Linked DNA regions of Homo sapiens: all the other regions are linked to region 1. Evidence: chromatin contacts called from ENCODE Hi-C or POLR2A ChIA-PET data. All regions are on one chromosome and are shown on one strand. Each heading gives the region's core, a stretch centred on a gene start or an enhancer-like site at or near the end of the contact. The rest is flanking DNA. Distances are from core to core; before and after follow the strand shown.

The links. Hi-C counts contacts between places; a loop is a spot of excess contacts on that map. ChIA-PET counts read pairs that join two places held with the same protein, here RNA polymerase II (POLR2A). Pooled maps may share reads with other maps.
Region 2: a loop to region 1 is called in a pooled map, with 2.2 times the contacts of the local background. The contact joins the promoter of PLCL2UT here to the promoter of PLCL2 in region 1. A Hi-C loop is called at or near these places in 1 of 50 pooled maps. POLR2A ChIA-PET finds 5 or more read pairs at or near these places in 2 of 52 experiments (OCI-LY7 and activated CD8-positive, alpha-beta memory T cell).
Region 3: a map of cardiac septum shows a loop between it and region 1 (12-fold over the local background). The contact joins the enhancer-like site here to the promoter of PLCL2 in region 1. A Hi-C loop is called at or near these places in 3 of 168 maps with a recorded cell type or tissue (Right ventricle myocardium inferior, Right ventricle myocardium superior and cardiac septum) and 7 of 50 pooled maps. POLR2A ChIA-PET finds 5 or more read pairs at or near these places in 1 of 52 experiments (OCI-LY7).

What each region holds. Positions count from the first base shown.
Region 1 is chr3:16,882,753-16,887,134 of GRCh38, forward strand. It overlaps PLCL2 (phospholipase C like 2), which reads left to right and starts at 2,203. Exons shown (of 6, transcript NM_001144382.2): 1 at 2,203-2,614. The coding sequence starts at 2,288. It overlaps LOC105376972 (a long non-coding RNA gene), which reads right to left and starts at 1,590. Exons shown (of 3, transcript XR_002959616.2): 1 at 1,093-1,590; 2 at 654-818; 3 at 176-512. RefSeq lists enhancers at 347-1,055, 2,058-2,553, 2,554-3,053 and silencers at 1,356-2,025, 2,236-2,565.
Region 2 is chr3:16,721,652-16,726,033 of GRCh38, forward strand. PLCL2UT (PLCL2 upstream transcript) reads left to right here and starts at 2,515. Exons shown (of 6, transcript NR_199590.1): 1 at 2,515-2,784.
Region 3 is chr3:16,739,611-16,743,992 of GRCh38, forward strand. All of the region lies in intron 1 of PLCL2UT (PLCL2 upstream transcript), which reads left to right. Among named protein-coding and RNA genes, the nearest start is that of PLCL2UT, 18 kb to the left of the region's middle. Within about 2 kb of position 2,486, at least 4 of the 41 ENCODE cell types and tissues checked have a DNase peak (open chromatin) inside an H3K27ac peak, as active enhancers do.

The DNA of each region.
Region 1 (4,382 bases), core at 953-3,452:
GAACTTGAAGAATAAAGACCCCAGCATTCTTTTTTCCTCCCCCGAAGCATACTCACAGGCTACTATGACTATAAATTTAATAAAGCAGAGTTAAGAGCCTGATTTGAATTATTTCAATATTTTTCCTCCAAAACTATCACAAGACAGAAAAAATAAACATTTTGAAACACAACGAGAAAAAAGAAAGAAAAGAGCTGAGACTGAATAAAACACTAAGCATTGTCCTTCGATGTAAAAAACTATTTCTGTTAGTGTGTAGGCCCAGGTTGGAAAGAGATGTACAAAAACACGAATTCAGAGGATCGGAAGAATTAAAACGCCCCCAAGAATAACATGAAAGTATTTGATGTTGCTTCAGGGGCAAGGGCGAGTATGTATATGTACGTAAATCCATTTCCTCAGAGGCTCCTTGGCAGTCTGTTACAACACCACGCTAATGAAAGCCAGGTCTTTAAGTTCACCCCGCCTCTGGACTATTAGTTTCTCCTTTGCGCCCTGCGGGGACTGCATTCCTGGAAATGAAAGCACACGAGTTGGGGAAGGGCTGGGGTGCCAGAGAGGGTAGGAAGCTGGAGCCCACGGAGCCTGGGATGGAGAGGTGGGTGGGCCCAGGCCTGGGGCGTGGGGTGGCGGTGGAAGGTCTGGGGTCTCACCCTTCGGAGTTTTGAGTCTTGTCTGGCTCCAGGGAGGGAGATCCAGGGGAGATATTTACGAACGGAAGCCACACGATCAGCTTGGACTTTTAGGCCAGTCACTCCGCCTTAAGTGGGTGCGTGAGAACCAGAAGAGGGACTGGCTGTAGCGCTGCAAGTGAGATCCTGTCCCAAAAGATGAGCCTGACTTAGGCTGGGCCCCGCAGGCCGGCAGGGCCAGCCGGCATCCCTGGTAGGGGAATCGGGAAGGTCTCAATGATAAATCTGTGTGTGGAGACTCAGAGGGCACGAAATAGGCTCTGCTGATGTCCTCTGCCCCTCATAGCCTGCCAGCCACCCCAGCCTTCACCCCTGCCTCAGCATCCTTCCAACTAGTTGAATCAATCAGGAGCCCAAGGGAAAGGAATTGGTCCCAGTGTATGAAATGAGTCTGACCTACTGGGGAAGTCAGAGAGGAGTGTCCCGAACTGGGTGGGAAGGAAACGAGTTCCGTGCGCGGGGCTGGGGCAGGAGTGAGGCGCAGCGGCCGAGATCCTGAGCCCCGGGACCCTTGTTCCGGGCCCCGAGGCCTACTTGGTAGTTGCCCCTCGGGGTTCCGGGTGGGTGACTGACAGTTGCAGCAGCTCTGGGGAGGCGAAGGATAGGCAATGACTTGGGGCTCCCGTCCACTCGGCTTTGAGGTCCCCGCGGCCCGATGACCCGGCCTCGGTGACAGCAGCCGCGACGGCGGCAATCTCGACAGGGAGCTAGGCGGCTCATGGTGGGTCAGGGGGCGACCGAGGAGGGACCACGCGGCCTGTAGGGGGCAGCGCCGAGCTCGGGAGGAGACAGCAGCCGGCGGGTGGGGTGGGTCTGGGCTGCCCCCTCCGGGAGCTGCCCCGGGGCCGCACGGCGATTGTCATACCCGGCCGCCCCTGCCCGCCGTGGGCTTCCTCTCGGCGCCGCGGGCCTTAACGGGGCTCTGAGGGGACGTGACAGAGCTCGGCACGCGGCAGCCTCTGGGGAGTTAGGGTCCGGAGAGACCCACGCGTCGCCCCCCGCCCGCCCGGGGCCGGGAGATCCTCGGGAGCCGCCTCCGCGTGTCCAGAGAGTGTCGGGGCGGCCGCCACTTCCCCTCGCCCTTCGCCGGAGGTGGGCGCCTTTTCCTGCGTGGCGGGTGCTCCGACCCCAGTTGCTCTGAGCCCCGGGGAAGCGCGCCCCGAGCCCCTGACGTGGGCGCCCCGTTACCTCGGGGTGGGTGCCTGGGGCCCCTGAGGTGGGCGCGGGTTGCCCCGGGGTGGGCGCCCGGCCCGCGCGGGTTATTTTTGGCGCCCGCAGAGGCGCGTGTGTTGGGGCGTGTTTTCCTTCCCCAGGTGCCGAGAGCCGGGGCTCCGCCGGCGCCGGAGCTGACTCGTCTCTCTCTTCTTTCCCCTGCAGGAATCTTCCGATAATTCTGCCGCCGCGACTTTAACCGTGCGCAAGGCGAGAGCTCGAAACAAACATCACATCTAAATTAAAAAAAAAAAAAAGCGGAAGAAGCGGCCGAGGCGGCGGCGGGAGGAGAGGAGGAGGGGCCGCGCGCGGCGGCCCGAGGCGGCGGCGGGGACGCGGGGACGCGAGGACGCGGCTTTGTGCAGGCGGGTCGCGGGGCGCCCATGGCGGAGTGCGGCCGGGGGGGCGCCGCCGGCGGGGCCCTGCCCACCTCCCCGGGCCCGGCCCTCGGCGCCAAGGGCGCCCTGAAAGCCGGAGTGGGGGAAGGCGGTGGCGGGGGAGGTCGCCTCGGCCACGGGCGGGCGCGCTATGACAGCGGCGGGGTTTCCAACGGAGACTGCAGCCTCGGCGTGTCCGGGGACGAAGCCCGGGCTAGCCCTACCAGGGGACCCCGCGGCGTTGCGCTCGCCCCGACCCCCAGCGCGGTCGTCTGTACCCTCCCCCGGGAGAGCAAGCCGGGCGGCCTGCCCCGCCGGAGCAGCATCATCAAGGTAGGTGGGAGAAGGGCGCTCATCGCCCACCCTCAGCCGTCCTTGGATTCTATTTTCTCCCTGGGGGAGTGGTGGTGGAAGGAGGAAGCCCACTGCTAACAGGAACCACTGGAGCATGGGTGCTTGGGGTGGTTGAGCGGGGATTGGATGCAAATGGCATGTGGAAAGAATGGAGAGGTGATCCCTAATGTGCAGGGGGAGCTGTGCTCAGACATCCTCAGTTGAACTTGGGGCTGTCACCTCTTCCAGGATTGGTCTGGCATTAGGGCCTTGTACCTGCCGGGGTAGGGCATACTCTTATGTGTAGCCTAGTCTGGTTAACAGACTCCCTGTAAGATTTCTATTGTATCTTAAACACAGATAGGGATTATGTGAAATGTGAGAACATTTTCTTAAAAATCCCAGGCGGCGAACAGAGGGTGAACAGAGATTATTTAATAGGGTTCTTCTGATCCGTATACAGTTAGTTGGCTCTTACAAATGTTTACACTTCGAGGGTGCAAAATCTCCTAATATCCGGTCACTCAGTCACAAAGAAAAATAGAGTAGATTTCTGAACATAAATGCAGATTTCCGCTTTCTTAGGCTCAAAAGCTCAGAGATTACAGTTCCACACGATTTAATCTTTTTCCTTGCTGCAGTAGGCAGGCCTCGAGTACTGTGGAAGTTCTTTTGGGCAGTTTGCTTGGTTTTGCTTGCACAGTGTTAGCGGAAGAAAGCCAGCGATTGTTTTGAGCATTTTAAACTCAAGAAGTAATATTAGGAACTCCCGAGTTTGTGTTAGTTTCATTCTAATGTTACATTTTGGTTCGCAATGTAAAAATATTTTTCATGACATGAAGTGCAAAAAAAAATAGTTGATGAGCTAAGAAGAGCAGAGCCTTAGGCAAGACCAGCTCATTCGGCTCGCTCAAGTTTGGAGCAAATGAAAACATTGCTTTCTGAAAATCAAGGAGTTATCAGGACAGGGAGCAGCAAAGCAAATTGACAGGCTGCACCCACCCTTCCTGTGGCTGATAACTGGTGGGAGGGCAGAACGTGCCACAGTAAAGAGAGTTGGCAGTGGTGGTATCTGAAATTTTATTGGACCTACAGAAATCTTCCAAGTACTGTGAAAATGTCTGATGGTGTTATCAACTTATGCAGTAATCTAGTGAAATATACCATCTTGCTACTCTATGTAAGAGGCAATTGTGAAACTGCATTTCCCTTTGTCATCTGTTTGCGCAGTTTATGTCTGGGCAAGGACACAATTTGAAGGGTTTGGAGATGAAGTGTATTAACTACCTGCAGCACACACGTAGAGATAAACTAAGGAAAGTAAAGTGTCTTTTTGCTGCATACATAGCTTTTAGTGACTTACGTTTTCTTTTACTCTGTAGCTTATGTTTCCATGGAAGTTGCTTTCAACTGTGCATGATAATCAATCCTATTGACAGAGTTAGGTGACATTTCTGTTTTTATTTGTCATAAAATATTTGTGGTGATTTTGCATTGTGGTGTTAATAAAATTTGAGGTGAAAATTCCAAAGAAGATACCAGCCTACCTAATTTTAACCCCTTTCTTTTAATTGTTTTGAATACTTGTTTTTGCATTAAAAAATCAAACTTTATTAGTGTCCATAGTGAGATTCATAGTGTAACTTACTGAATTACAAAAACATTTGTTTTAATTTTACATTACTGGGCGATAAGCAAGAAGGATGATTTGTTAGTATTTCTGATATATGGAATTGGGAACTTGTCAATAGATACCATTTCTTAATTG
Region 2 (4,382 bases), core at 1,265-3,764, 160 kb before region 1:
TTGACTTAGAAACAGCTGAGACAGGCATAGGAGTCAAGGGGATGGAGGTACACTATCACTTTCATTACTAATAAGAAGAATATGGCTTAGGTCTGACCAACTGGGCTTGTTAATGTGCTACAGCTGAATTGTACTTATCACCCTTCTCTGCATAATCCCAGGCCCCAGGAACCGATCTGTCCTGTCAGTCTACTTGCAGGTGTAGAAGAGTCCCGACCAGCAATTTCTTCAAGTGGGAAGGGCCAGGCCACACATGGCCAGTTCTTTCCCCAAACCCACCAATAAGAGAAGTGGTTGCTCCTCCACTAGGGGCAAGGCAAGAGGTGAGGAGTGTTACCCCAGTGGAGGGCCCCCTATTTGGAAACACAGGGAAAGGGGAATAAGTGATCCATCCTCCTCAACAAGGGCCATGCCGGGAAAGTAAAGGGCACAATGAGGGATTATAGGAGGGTACTTTTTTTAGGATCGAGATGTTAGGAAGGCTCCTTTGAGTGAGATATATAAAATGAGCCCTAAGCAATTTGGCTCCAGAATCCAACTTATCTGGGGGGACTAGGTCATGCAGGCTTTGACGTTAAGAAGTTGAGTTTTTTCCTAAGAGCAATGGCACAATTTTGAAGAATTTAAGCAGGGGAGGGAAGTAATCAGCTTTGCGTTTTCAAACAGCTATTAACTAGAGGAAGAATTGCCAAAATTAGAAAAAATACATATATAATACGTATTTACACACACACACACACACACACACACACACACACACACACATATATGTATATATATATGGTGCCCAGTTTATACTAAAAAAAAACCTGTCCATTGTTTATCTCTAATTAAAGTTTAACTGAGTGTCCAGTATTTTATTTGGCAACCCCAGAGAAGAAACAGAAAAACCAACTAAGATGTTGTTGCAGGTGTTGGTAATAGAGAAGATGACATGCAGCAGGTTCCAGTTCTATTTGGAAGTAGACTCTTAGAAATAGATTGATGTGGTAGGAGAGAGAGCCTGGGGTCAAGGGCCAGGCAGACTCTGGAGAGCCTCTGGATGGACAGAGCTGCCAGTGCATCCAATGCCACTGAATGAAAATAAAATCAGTTTTAACATTTCAGTCTGTTGCTCTCCTCTTGTAAATTTATGCACCCTATGTAGCCATCCTCATGACAACATCTATTTATTAACTGATTTCTATATAATGCGGCATTGGAACTAATACTGAGGGAAAGGGCCTTGTGTGCTGCCAAAAAAAGTAGCAAATAAACCATAGTTCTAGCAGTGTTGTGCCTAATATGACATTGCTTGTGACTGAGAAAATTATCGAAAGCCTCTGGGATCAGAAGACAATATAAATTAGTCCACAGATGGGAGGAATGCTGTTCTGGTCTTCTGACTGTGTCCCTTAACTTTTCAATTATGTAAAATTTTATCAATATAACCTATCTTATCACATCACTGTTGTGAATATCATGTGAATTACGAATATAAAACATCTTTTATTAATATTCAGGTATTGTTGTGGACTGAATGTTTGTGTACCCCCACCCCAAATTTATATGCTAAAGCCCTAATTCCCAATGTGATATTATTTAGAGATGGGGACTTTGGGAGGTAATTAGGGTTACATAAAGTCATGAGGGTGGGGCCCTCATGGTGGGATTAGTGACCTTGTAAGAAGGGGAGGAAAGATCCTTTGACTGTGCACCCTCTGTTCCCTGCACACATGGGAGAAAGGTGATATGAGGGCATAGTGAGAAGGTGGTCATCTGCAAGCCAGGAATAAAGACTCCACCAGAAACCAAATTGACTAGAACCTTGATCTTGGACTTCTAGCCTCCAGAACTGTGCATAAATAAATTTCTGTGGTTTAAGCCACTTAATCTATAGTATTTTGTTGTGGTAGCCCTAACTGAATAATATACATACTAATTTTTTTAACAAAAATAATTAGGTATAAGCAGGCAAGAATGTTAACACCAAAGCAAAATCTCTTGCTTTACTTAACTGATTATTTATTTAGAGACAGGTCTCTGTCTGTTACCCAGGCTGGAGTACAATAGTGCAAGCATGGCTTACTGCACCCAGGAACTCCTGGGCTCAAGTGATCCTCCCACTTCAACCTCCTAAGTAGCCGGGACTACAGGCACACACTACCATGACCAACTTTTTTTTTTTTTTAATTTTTTTTTAATTTTAGAGGCAGGGTCTTGCTATGTTTCTTAGGCTGGTCTTAAACTTTTAACCTCAAGCAATCCTCCCACCTTGGCCTATGAGTAGCTGGGATTACAGACCCAGGCTACTGTGCCCGGCTTCTTGCTATTTTCAGTCTGCCAGTGAATTTTCTGAATCTGTAAGCTAGGCCACCTCTAGCATATGTTCTCAAGTCTCCAGTCCTGGAGCAAATTATATTGTGTATATTTCCTTGCCTTTTCCTTTTCTACCTCCCAAACATTCACATTAAGGGCAGCCTTGAGAAGGCAATGTCACAAAAGGTGTGAGTGTGTGAAGAAGAAAGGAGCTTGGTTGCTAGGAAACCAAGGAGCCAGTACAGCCAAACAGCCACTAGGTGCTTAGGGATTATGTGGTTTGTGCTGACTGCATGTATGTTAGTAGATGGGGCCTTTCTCTTTTAGCACCAACTAGAATTCTGCCACATCCAGACTTCTAGTCTGACATCAGATGTAAAAAGATGCTGAATAATGTAATGACTAGTGAGGCTTTCCATTGCGGTGGTCCCCGCTTATTCACAGGGAATACATTCCAAGACTCCCAATGGATGCATGTAACTGAAGGTAGTATCGAATTTAATATATACTGTTTTTTTCTATACATATGTGTCTATGATAAAGTTTAATTTATAAATTAGGCACAGTAAGAGGTTAACAACAATAACTAGTAATAAAATGGACCAATTAAAACAATATACTGTAATAAAAGTTATCTGAACATGCTTTCTCTCTCTCTCAAAATATCTTATTGCAGTGTACTCATCTATTTTCAGACTGCTATTGAACGTGGGTAACTGAAACCGTGGAAAGCAAAACCACACAGATAAGGGAGGACTATTGTATGAAAGACAGAAACCCAACTACAGAAAAGAGAATTTGTTATATATAGTAACTGGGAAGTCTAGGAGTGGATACTGCTTCGGTTAGGACTGGATTCAGTAATGTGAATGTCATTAGCTCATTCTTGATCATACCTGTTTTCCTCTGTGCAATAGTCTCATTCTTACCTATTTTATTTTTCTGACTCTAAGTGGGATCCCTTCAGGCAGTAAGGAAGGGATAGTCTGGCTACAGAGCTCTAGGCTCCTATGTTTCCAGGAACCATCTCCAAGTAAAGAAAGAGCTTTTCTTTGCTAGGATTCGTATGTTAAATCCCAGAGAAGGGATCTGATTACTCGGTTGGGTCACAGGCTCTCCTATTGCACTAATTACTATGGCCAGAGTAGCAGGGTACTCTGATTTGCAGCCCCATTAAGAACTGCATGGAATATGGGAGGCAATTCTCCAAAGGAAAATGGGATGTGTTACAGGAAGATGAGAGAATTAACTGGGCAGGTCAAAACAGCAGATATCCACTGAAGTACTTGAAAAGACATCTACACAGTTAGCTCTGACTTTTATTCATGTGTAACTTCAATCAAAATTACATATGAAGGATGCCCACTGATGCACTGTTTTTAATAAAGAAAAAATGGAAACAACCCCAGTGTGCATTCATAGAGAAGCAGTAAATAATTGTAAATTCATATAGTATAATACGAAATAGCAATGTAACTACTGACACAGAATGTGGCCTTGATATAAATTAAGGGAAAACAACAAGTTGTAAAGCAGTGTTTAAAGTTTAAATTTTTTGTAAAAATGTTATTTCTGTGAATATTGCCCCAAATTGTTAAGAGTAGCTTTCTTATAGGAAGTTACTATTGGATTCCCTTTTGGTGGGTTATAAACTCCTAAAATGTGATATTTTAGAATGAGCAATATTAATTTTATAGTTAAACCAATAAAGATTAAATTTTAAAAATTCATTATAAATACTAAAAAAAAGTACAAATATTATCACCCATTTTGTAGGTTGTTTTTCACTTTCTTGATAGTGTCCTTTAAGACACAAATATTTTACATTTTGGTCAAGTCCCATTTATCTATTTTTGCCTTTGTCACTTGTACTTTTGGTGATGTATCTAAGAAACCTCTGCCTAGTGGGAGGTCATGAAAATTTACACCTTTGTTTTATTCTGAATTTTATAGTTTTAGCTCTTAAATTTAGGTCTTTGGCCTATTTTGAGTCAATATTTATATATGGTGTGAGGTACAGGTCTGTGTAGTAAAAAATTTGGCCTCACCCCGAGAGAGGACTAGCTTTTGCCCTCAGCTTCTGA
Region 3 (4,382 bases), core at 1,236-3,735, 140 kb before region 1:
TATAATGTGTGGTCTTTTTGTGACTGGATTATTTCATTAGCATAATGTTTCAGGGATATCTATGTCGTAGCCTGTATCGTACTTCATTCCATTTTAAGGCTGAATAATATTTCATTGTATGGTTGTACCACATTTTGTTTATCCACTCATTATTTGATGGACATTTGGGTTGTTTCTACTTTTTGACTATTGTGGATACTGCTGCTGTGAACATTTATGTGTAAGTTTTTGTCTGAACATCTGTTTTCAATTCTTTTAGATATACGGCTAGGAGCAGAATTGCTGAATCATCTGGTAATTCTATGTTTAACTTATTGAAGAAATGCCAAATTGTTTTCTACAGTGAGTCCACCATTTTACATTTCCACTAGCAATGTGTGAGTGTTCCAATTTCTCCACATCCTTTCCAACACTTGTTATTGTCTACGTTTTTGAATATAGTTATCTTGGTAGAGATGACATGATAACTCTTTGTGGTTTTAATTTGCATTTTCGTAACCACTAATGGCATTGAATGTCTTTCCATGTGTTTGTTGGCCATTTGTATATCTTCTTTAGAGCAATGTCAATTCAAGTCTTTTGCCTTTTTTAAAATTGGGTGGTTTTGTTGTTGCTGTTGAGTTATATAAATCATTTACCTATTCTGGACATTAAACCCTTATCAGATATAGGATTTATAAATATTTTCTCCTATTCTATGGGCTGTCTTTTCACTCTCTTGACAGTGTGCTTTGATACACAAAAGCTTTTAATTTTATGAAGCCCAACTTACCTATTTTTTCTTTTGTTGCTTATCATTTGGTCTCACATCTAAGAAATCATTGCCAAATCTAAGGTCATGGAGATGTACAACTAAGTTTTCTTCTAAGAGTTTTATAGTTTTAACTGTTATATTTAGCTCTTTGATCCATTTGCAGTTGATTTTTGTACATGGCATGAGGTGAGTCCAACTCCATTCCTTTGCATGTGGCAATCCCGTTGTCCCTGCATCATTTGTTGAATAATGTTAAGTGCTTTTTGAAAACATGTTTTGGGTGACTGCATAAGTTACATACTGCATCACCATTTGCTTACTTATTCCTCCTTTGTTTTGTGGTGTTCTAGAAATGCAGATAATTTACTCCTTGACCACATCTTTCTTTAGAAAACATGTTCAGCTCACAGCTTCAAAAAAGAGAACCCCTAGAGACATCATAAATATTGATTTTGGACATGGTAGACACTTGGCCAAAGCTGGGCCCATCAGATCTTTACTCTGGGAATTTAGCACTGGGATACTGATACTATGTGATCTAGATGTGTGGGAAACAAGTTTAAAGGTAACATAAAGTCTGGGTTCCATAATTTTTTTTGACTTTATGAACCATCTGGTTTACAACATCTGGTTATCATAATAACTGAGATTATTATGATAATTTCTGTATTAAAAGGACAGAAGAACCAGCTATAAAGCAGAAAAAAAGGATGCAGACACATTTAAAATAGAAACTACAAAAAATGGAGAGATTTGCAGTTTGTTAAATTTCTAATTCTCGTGAATTCCATAAGAATCTCTGCTTCCTTTACTTTCCCTGGTTTTCTGGAATTAGTTTGGGTGAATGTCTTTTCCTTTGCAAACAAACTTTCCCTGACTTAGACAGACCTTATACTGGTTAGGAATCTTGATTGCAAGAGACAGAAAACCCAACTTAACTGGATTAAGCCAAAGGACTCATACTGGCTTAAATACCCGAAAGTCCAGGGTATAGCTTGATGTAGGGACTAAAAAATGTCATGTAGACATGGTTCTCTGCATCCCCCAGTTCTACCTTCTGTGGTGTTCACTTAATTCTCAACCTTAGAAACTCTCATCTTCAATCATTCTGGCTACGAACAGTCTAAAAAGAAAGAACACTTTCCTACAACTCCTGAGCAAGTCTTGGATTCACTCTGATTGTGACCACATTGCGTGAGTCATGGCCCATCCTTGAACTAACCCCAAGGGGTCTTTTGCCAAGTCTGAGTCATATGTTCACTCCTGGGTAGGGAAAAACCTCATTGGAACCACATTGACTGAAAATGAGGAGGGAGGTTTTCTTAAATTCTGGATTCTGTTACAAAATAGAAATGATGCTGAGTAGACAAAGAAACAATAGATGCCAACACAGGCATTTAGATACATTCTAATTTTTTATTATTGCCTGTAACACTTATGTGCAGCCTTGTCCATAAATATTTGTTCACATCTCTCATTATGTCTTTAGGATATTGTTTAGCTCTGTTGTTGCATTGCAAATCACCCCCAAACTTAGTGGCTTAAAACAAAGACAATGATTCATTTCTCACTATTCTGTGGGCTGGCTGGGCTCAGCTGGGAAGTTCTGCTCCTTGTGGTATAGTTGAGGTTGCTCATGGAGCTGCATTCAGCTGATGAGTGGCTGGGGCTGTCCCATCCAAGACAGTCTCTTCTCCTCCTGGGCCTCTCTCCGTGTGGCTTTTCATCATTCCGCAGTGTAGCCTGAGCTTATTTATAGCGTGGTGACCAGCTTCCAGGATGTAGAGAGTGGAAATTCCCAGACAGTCCTCTTAAGGCCTAGGCCTGGAAGTCCCAGTGCCTTACTTCTGCTTCACCTTGTCAGTCAAAGCAAGTCACGGGGCCTTCCCAGATTCAGAGGGAGAAGGATATAAATATACTCCCAGAAATAGAAATGCCAGATGAAAGAGTATGCATATTTTAAGGTTCATGGTACATGTTGTGAGATTTGTTCCCCAGACAGCTTCTACCAATGTCCAACACCCCCCCCACCAGCAGTGTATAAGATCATGTGTTTCACCACACAAATGCAAACACTTAGTAATTTCACAGGTTTAAAAATAACAATGTGATTGTTGTCTTATTAATATTTGAGGGGTTAAACTTTTTCATATGCTTCTTAGCCATTAAAATAATTTTAATTATTTAATAACATATGTCTATGTTATTAGATTATGATATAGCATACCAATGTGTGCCATCATCTAGTTTAATAAAAAGCATCTTACTGTGAAATGTTCTGTGGGTTCCTCCCTAATTCTATTCCATTCTCTCCCTCTCAAAGGTAACCATTATTATAAATTTTTGTTTGTACTCCCATGCCCTTATTTTATCTTTTATAACAGCTTTTTTTGCAATATCATTCACATATCATACAATGGACCCATTTAAAGTATATAATTAATGTTTTTTGTACATTAACAGAGTTGTACAACCATCACTACAATACATTTTAAAACATTTTCATTATCCCCTAAAGAAACCCTGTACTTCTTAGCAGTTATATTCATTCTCCCCTTTCCCCTAACTCCCACCCTAGGCAATCACTAATCAATTTTATTTCTATTTAGATTTCCTATTTGGGGTATTTCATAGAAATAAAATTATAGAATATGTGGTCTTTTGTGTCTGGCTCCTTCACTTAACATGTTTTCAAGGGTCATCTATGTTGCAGACTGTATCAATATGCCATTCCTTTTTATTACTGAGTAATATTCCATTGTGTGAATACATCACATTTTATTTGTTCATTTGTCTGTTGATGGACATTTAGGTTGTTTACATTTTTGACTATTATGAATAATGCTGTTATGAACATTCAAGTACAAGTTTGTGTAGTCTTACATTTTCAGTTCTTTTGGAGTATTTCAATACCTTGGAGTGGAATTGCTGGGTTATATGGTAACTCTGTATTTAAACTTTTGAGTAACTGTCTTTCAGAGTGTTTCACACTTTGCCAGACTGTTTTCCAAAGTGATGACAGCATTTTACATTTCCAGTAGAAGTATGAGGGTTCCAGTTTCTCCACATCCTTATCAACCCTTTGTATTATCTGTCTTTTTGATTATAGCCATCCTAGTGGGTATGAAATGGTGACTCACTGTGGTTTTCATTTACATTTCCCTAATGACTAATGATACTGAGCATCTTTTCCTGTGCTTAATTTCCCTTCTTTTGTGATAGTTTAATCATGTGTTTGTATTTTTAGATAATATGTTAATTAGTTTTACATGTTTTAATGTAATTTTTAAATTGATATATAATAGTTGTACATATTTTGGAGGTACATGTGATATTTTGATACCTGTATGCAATGCGTAGTGATCATGTTTTGAAATTTATATTAATGGAATTCTTTATGCAAGTATAATGTATGCAGTTGTACATCCTTCTGTAAGATACTTATTTAACTAAATTTAACACTTCTGGGGTTCTCCATATTGAGGCATGTGACTGTAGTTTATTTCACTTATGTGTATATTCCATTATGTGAATACAGCAAAATTTATTTAGTCATTCTTTTATTAATGAACTTTTAGGTTAGTTCCAATTTTTCATTATTATACATGAGGCTACTGTGAATATCTTT